Regions from separate parts of the Homo sapiens genome. Here region 1 is linked to region 2. Evidence: chromatin loops called from intact Hi-C (ENCODE). Cell type or tissue: psoas muscle. All regions are shown on one strand. Links, peaks and the distances in the headings refer to the core of each region. The heading gives the core; the rest is flanking DNA. Region 1 overlaps HDAC4 (histone deacetylase 4). Region 2 overlaps HDAC4 (histone deacetylase 4).

What was found. Peaks named below come from ENCODE experiments on the same cell type or tissue, not always from the same donor. Only the 100,000 strongest peaks of a DNase experiment are listed, where the experiment ranks them.
Region 1: it touches region 2 in a loop (2.5-fold over the local background); 4 of 110 quality-filtered maps call a loop at or near these places.

What each region holds. Positions count from the first base shown.
Region 1 is chr2:239,150,380-239,153,284 of GRCh38, reverse strand. The region is part of intron 7 of HDAC4 (histone deacetylase 4); the gene reads left to right. Among named protein-coding and RNA genes, the nearest start is that of HDAC4-AS2, 42 kb to the left of the region's middle. In psoas muscle, for the core only: no CTCF peak of the experiment used is centred there; DNase peaks (open chromatin) are centred at 794 and 1,384; H3K27ac peaks cover 1,926 bases.
Region 2 is chr2:239,239,348-239,242,252 of GRCh38, reverse strand. All of the region lies in intron 2 of HDAC4 (histone deacetylase 4), which reads left to right. Among named protein-coding and RNA genes, the nearest start is that of HDAC4-AS2, 47 kb to the right of the region's middle. In psoas muscle, for the core only: no CTCF peak of the experiment used is centred there; DNase peaks (open chromatin) are centred at 1,532, 1,983 and 2,305; H3K4me3 peaks cover 2,141 bases; H3K27ac peaks cover 2,500 bases.

The DNA of each region.
Region 1 (2,905 bases), core at 294-2,793, 89 kb after region 2:
AAGGGCAATTGTATGACCTGTGAACATGTGAAAAGCTTTGTCACTGTCTTGTGAATTTTGTCGTCACCCCATGCATTTTTTGCATGTCCTTTGCTGGCTCTGCTGACAGGTAACGCCTGTACCAGCTCAAACGTCTGACCTCCCTGGTGAAAGCAATGCAGTGACTCCTATTCGGAGCTTGGGCATATTCTGGGCATTCACATCGCCTGCACCTGTGGGCAGGACCAGGTGCCTGAGTTTCTACCCAGCTCCTTCACCCGCCACCTTGGGACCTGGGGAAGCTCTTGAACCTCTCTGTGCCTCAGTTTCGTCATCTGTGAAATGTACCTTTAAATTGCTTCTCTCCTGGAGCTATCATGAGATGTGAATTAATTAATATTTGCAAAGTCCTTCGAGTAGGACCAGATCGAGGTGTTTTCTGCTCTTGTTTCTCTACGCTGTTAGGGTGTTTTTGATTTTTTTCTCCATCCAATGACTGGTAACTGCCAGACCCAGCATCCCCCCACCTCCTTGCCTCCATGCCTACAGTTCAGGTAGAAACCAGCAGGAGCCACTCACCTCCACTTAGAGAAGGACCACAAGGATGGGAACACCAAGATTTATACCCAAAATCTGGCCAGAAGGGCCCATCTTGCTCTGTTGGCTTTTCAGGGCTCATCTCCTCGCTCCTGGCTTGCCTTCACCTGAGTGCCATCTCCCAGGAGGAGCCTCCACCGCTGGGCTTGAGAGTCAGAGACCTCTACCCAGGGCCTCAGGTCCAGCTCTTCCTGCCAGAGGCCCCGCCCCTTTCCTGGGAGATTGGCAGCAGGGGTGTCTCCACTTCAGAGGTCTTCACCTCCCGCCAGATTTCGGCCCAGGGTGAGGTGCCTGGTCCCTTCCCATGTCTGTGCAGCCTCAAGTGTCACCCTGACTTTGGGTTTCTGCAGACTTGTGAAGCCGCCAAATGTGTATTTTTAAATATAGTCAGAAGAGACAGAACTGTGTGGATCACTGTCATGGACATAGGACGCTGGATCTTTCCTGCACTGTGTGGGTGTCAGATGGCTTCACCAGAAACTGCATTTAAACAGAGCCTTTGAGTCCATGTTCACGCTGAGGAATGGAGGCTTTTCCACTTTTAAAAGCAAGCAACGTTTTGTCATTTTGATGATGTTGAGGGATCTTAGTTTTCCCCAGTAACATCTTCATCGTGATCTTCTTAAAGATATTAGTCACCGTGTATTTTTTATAATGACTCTTAAATTTTCCCCTCATGTGACTGCTGATAGATGAAAGGAGGCCAAAACAACTAACTAACTGTTGTCCAGCCAGCACAGTTCGTTCCCATTTGTCAGCAGCTTCTTGGGCCTGAGCACTGAAAACCGTGCACTCCACAGCACTCCTTGTCCAGCATCCTCATGTGTCCCTGGGCACATGGTCCTAGCAGCAAACACTCTCCCCAGCATGTGTTGGGGCCCGGCTGCTGGCCTGGGCTGTGGCACTGCCATGGATTGTCCTGGCTCTTTTAAGGAAGCAAAATCCCAGAGCTCACGTTTGGTGAGAAGTTGGTAACTTCAGCCTTGTTCCGGCATTCTCTAGCCTGCCTGGTAGGGCTTGGTCCCCACAGTTGGGTGTGAATTGGGAGGAGGCTGGGCTGGTCCTAGGGACCGAATTCTGTTGGCCCCTGTATGGATCATGGATCTGGGCAGTCAGTCAAAGGTCCTGGGCTCCCTCTGCACTTGCCTCCATGGTCAGGCTTGAAAAGTGTTCATCTAGCTCTGCCCTCCTCACCTGGGGCCTTCTGAAACCAGTCACTCAAGGTCACGGCTGCCCATGGGAAACATCCATCCATTGCTTAGATGTGCAGATAGGGTGGGTTTTCCTCCATTTTGGGGGGAAGCTGTCCCGCTTGGTGAGGAAGAGCACAGGGCCTGTGGCCAGGCTGGCGCCCACGACACCATATCCTGGGCAGACTAGATGACCTCCCGTTGTGTCCGCAGGTCTGCAAGGTGGGGCGGTGGGCATCCACTTCATGGCTTCATGGTTCTTTCATTAGTCAAGTCCCACAGCTCATCAATAGGCTCATGGCTTTCGCCCTGTGTACTAGTGACCTGAATAAAGTTACAAGTGTTTGTTCTTATCTGTGTGTAGAGTAGGCTCAGGGTACTGTGAAATAGGACAGAGTGTGTTTTCCACCCTCACATTCATCCCTGAGTTTGGGAAGGGGCTCTCTGTTTGCCTCTGACCATTGCTTGCTGTCCCTTGTTCTAATGCAGTTTGCAGAAACTGCTGGAGAGGGGTGGGACCAGGAAGAAATGGGCAGTGCCCACACTTCCTGCTGCTGTATGTAAAGGTGTAATGTAGTACATACTTCAGGAGGTGCAGTGTGGTGAGACTTCCTGCTGCTGTATGTGAAGGTGTGGTACATACGGAGGTGCAGCATGGTGAGACTTCCTGCTGCTGTATGTGAAGGTGTGGTATATACTTCAGGAGGTGCGGTATATACTTCAGGAGGTGCAGCGTAGTGAGACTTCCTGCTGCTGTATGTGAAGGTGTGGTACATACTTCAGGAGGTGCAGCGTGGTGAGACTTCCTGCTGCTGTATGTGAAGGTGTGGTACATACTTCAGGAGGTGCAGTGTGGTGAGACTTCCTGCTGCTGTATGTGAAGGTGTGGTACATACTTCAGGAGGTGCAGCGCGGTGAGACTTCCTGCTGCTGTATGTGAAGGTGTGGTATATACTTGAGGAGGTGCAGCGTGGTGAGACTTCCTGCTGCTGTATCTGTGTTTATGTACCTGTGTGTATATCTGTGTGTGTACCTGTGTGTGTATCTGTGTTTCTATGTATCTGTGTGTGTGTCTGTGTTTCTGTGTGTGGGGTGTGTATCTGTGTTTCTGTATATCTGTGTGCGTTTCTGTGTTTGTG
Region 2 (2,905 bases), core at 278-2,777:
CTCCCTCCCTCCCTCCCTCCCTTCCCCTCCTTCCTCTCTCGTCCTCTCTCTTTCTCTCCCTCTTTCTCTCTCTCTCTTTCTTTCTCTTTTCTTTCTTTCTCTTTCTTTCTTTCTTTCTCTTTCTCCTTCTTTCTTTCTTTCTTTTTTTCTCCTTCCTTCCTTCCTTCCTTCCTTCTCTTTCTTTCTTTTTCTCTTTTCTTTTCTTTTGGTGGAACTTGTCAAGTTAATTTTAAAATTTATGTGGCGGAGTAAAAGGCCAATTTTGCCCAAGATGATCTGGAAGAAAAAAGTAGGGTTTTTTGCCTTGCCAATATTAAGAGTTATTGTACAGTTATGGTGGTTAAGACAGTGTGATTATTGGCAAAACCAAAAACAAGTTGGCCAACAGGATTGAGATTTGGCTTATAAGGGAACTAATGTTGCCCATCCATGGTGAAAGATAAGACCTCTTAATAACACTGAGGGGACATTTGGCTGTTATCATAGGAAAACATACCCCAAACCCCTGTCTCATAGCGTATACAAACATCAGTGCCAGTAGATGAGAGACTTACATATAAAAGGGAACACTGCAAAGTTTCAGGGTAAAAATATGTTAAAATATCTCTGCAGCCTCCAGGAAGAGAAGAGTTTCTTGAACCTGACATAAAAGCAGAAGCTTTGAAAGATTGAGAAATAGGACCTTTGAGAGGATATCTGCAGCATTTAATTGACAGAGGATTAATGTTCAGAATTTGTAAAGAATTCCTCTGAATCAATAAGAAAAAGACAACCCAACTGGGGGCAAAAAACAGGTCAAAAAGACATGAATCCAAAACAGCCAGTGAAAAAGCCAATAAACATGTAAGAAGATGGTCAGTGTCATTGGTCATCTGGGAAAGACAAATGAAACCTTCAAGAGACACCCTTTCACCCCAACCTGGGCAGGACTAGGTGTTCCCAGGCAGGTCCCAAGGGTGGAAACCACACTTTCTCCCCACTCCCTTCCCCTCCCAGTTCAGGAGCCTGTGCGTGGGGCTTTCATGTACTTTCTTTATTGGCTCAAGAAACCTCCTTTCTTGTGTGTCGGTATTGTGATGTGAAACCCTTGGTGGAGGGCACTGGTCTTGGTGGGTACCTGTTTGCTCAAGGTCCAGCTTCAGACAAGCCGCTGGTTTAATTGAGACAGAACTGGATTCCGGCTGGTGCTCACTCCGTGATCCTAGGAAACTGCACAGCCCTTGAGGCCATTTCCCCAAGTGTGAAGTGGGGGGCCTGGGCCCTCCGGGTGAAAGTGAGGTTCCTTTGGCTCCAGAAGGCCGGGTTTCTGGTTAGACATACCTACCCGTCTGATGCAAGGTGGATTCTGAAAAGCAAAAGCACTGTCTGTCTTAGTCCTGTTCCTCCCATGGGCGGACTCCGAGTCTCAAACAATGCTCAGTTCAGGCTGGGTCCTGTCGGCGCGAAAGGGACTCCTGGCAAGAGTGATGTGGTCACTGCAGTTGACTGTGGGTGCATTGAGCACACTGGGGCACATCATGTGCTGGTGAGGACACGAGGTACCCGTGCTCCTCGGCCTCCCTCTCAGTGTGCATCTGGTCTGCAGCCCCAGCGCTGATTAAATGCTGTTTGAGGACACTCAGTACGATCGTCCCTGTCCAGCAGGGTTTCCAAAAATAGATTCTCAAGCGGAGACAGATAAGGGGGAACCTGCTTGCAGCAGGCGTGTGATGAGGAAGTGGTACTTTGCTTCCCATCTTCATTATTTTCCTGCTTGTAAACGCTGGGTTCTTAGCACCGCTTTCTCCTCAGCCTGAGAAATTTCAGCCCAGAGGCAGATAAATATGGAAATTCCACCTCTCATCACTAATTTCATTTTAACTCACTCTGGAATATGATATCTGAAAAAACACAGCGTTAAGAATCTATTCTGTGCACATTCACGGATGCCGTCATGCGTTCCAGCTGGCTGTGTACCGCAGCTTGTCTATTTCACCCTGGTGACAGACGTTCTTTGCCCCACTGGCCACGCTTTGTTTAGGTCCGTTCCAAAGCTGTCTTTCCCAGGCCTGGTGGCCCCTGCGCCTGCAAAGTGCACTCACCGCCACTGCTTTACCCCCAGGATTGTGTTCCACCAGCCACCTCTGGCAAAACGCCTTTAGTGTTTGGCTTCTCGATCATGGCTGCTGCCCTGAGCCCCAGCCTTTCATAATGAGGGATGCGGCATCTGTCATGCTGTCCAGGTGGACGACCAAGGACGGCTCAGGCCGGGATCTTGTCTTAAAGAGACTGTGGCCGTGCTTCCAGCTGGCTGGGGCTCACGGGGCCTCCACATGTGGGGTTAGCGTCCGGCACTGAGACCCATGTCTGTGCCGCCGCCTCCAAGGCCGCCTGTGCTTGAGACACTCCTGCTGTTTTCTGATAGTTCCACATGGCTGCCCTGTTCCGCGAGAGGCAGGCACTTCCTATTAACCCAGTGCCGCCTCAGAACAGCTTTCCCTTCGAGCATTTCCATGTCATTCTACAAAGATGTGAACATGGCAGTGTTGGGGGTTTGAATGTACAGGTTGTTATGAGACTAGCCAGGCCCAGTGGCACACAACGAGAACAAGCAGCATCTCTGTGTGGTGGAAGAATAAGCCTTATCTGGTCTTTGTCCTCGTTCCTGGCAGGGAGCTCTTAGGATCCCAGGAGCTTCCTGAGTGTCCAGCGAGCCTTTCGTTATTCCTAAGGAGGAGCTTCTTATGTGCTTCTGAGTTTATGCTAATGAAGTGACTTAGGGCAGGACCCCTGGATAGCCTCGGGATGGGGCCAGTCACCAGGACGCAGAGACGAGAGGAGCAGCATGTTCAGCCGCACCTGCTGACCCCAGTGGTACTGACACAGAGGCTCCTGCACTCAGGACCCCTCCAGACCCTGCCTTCAT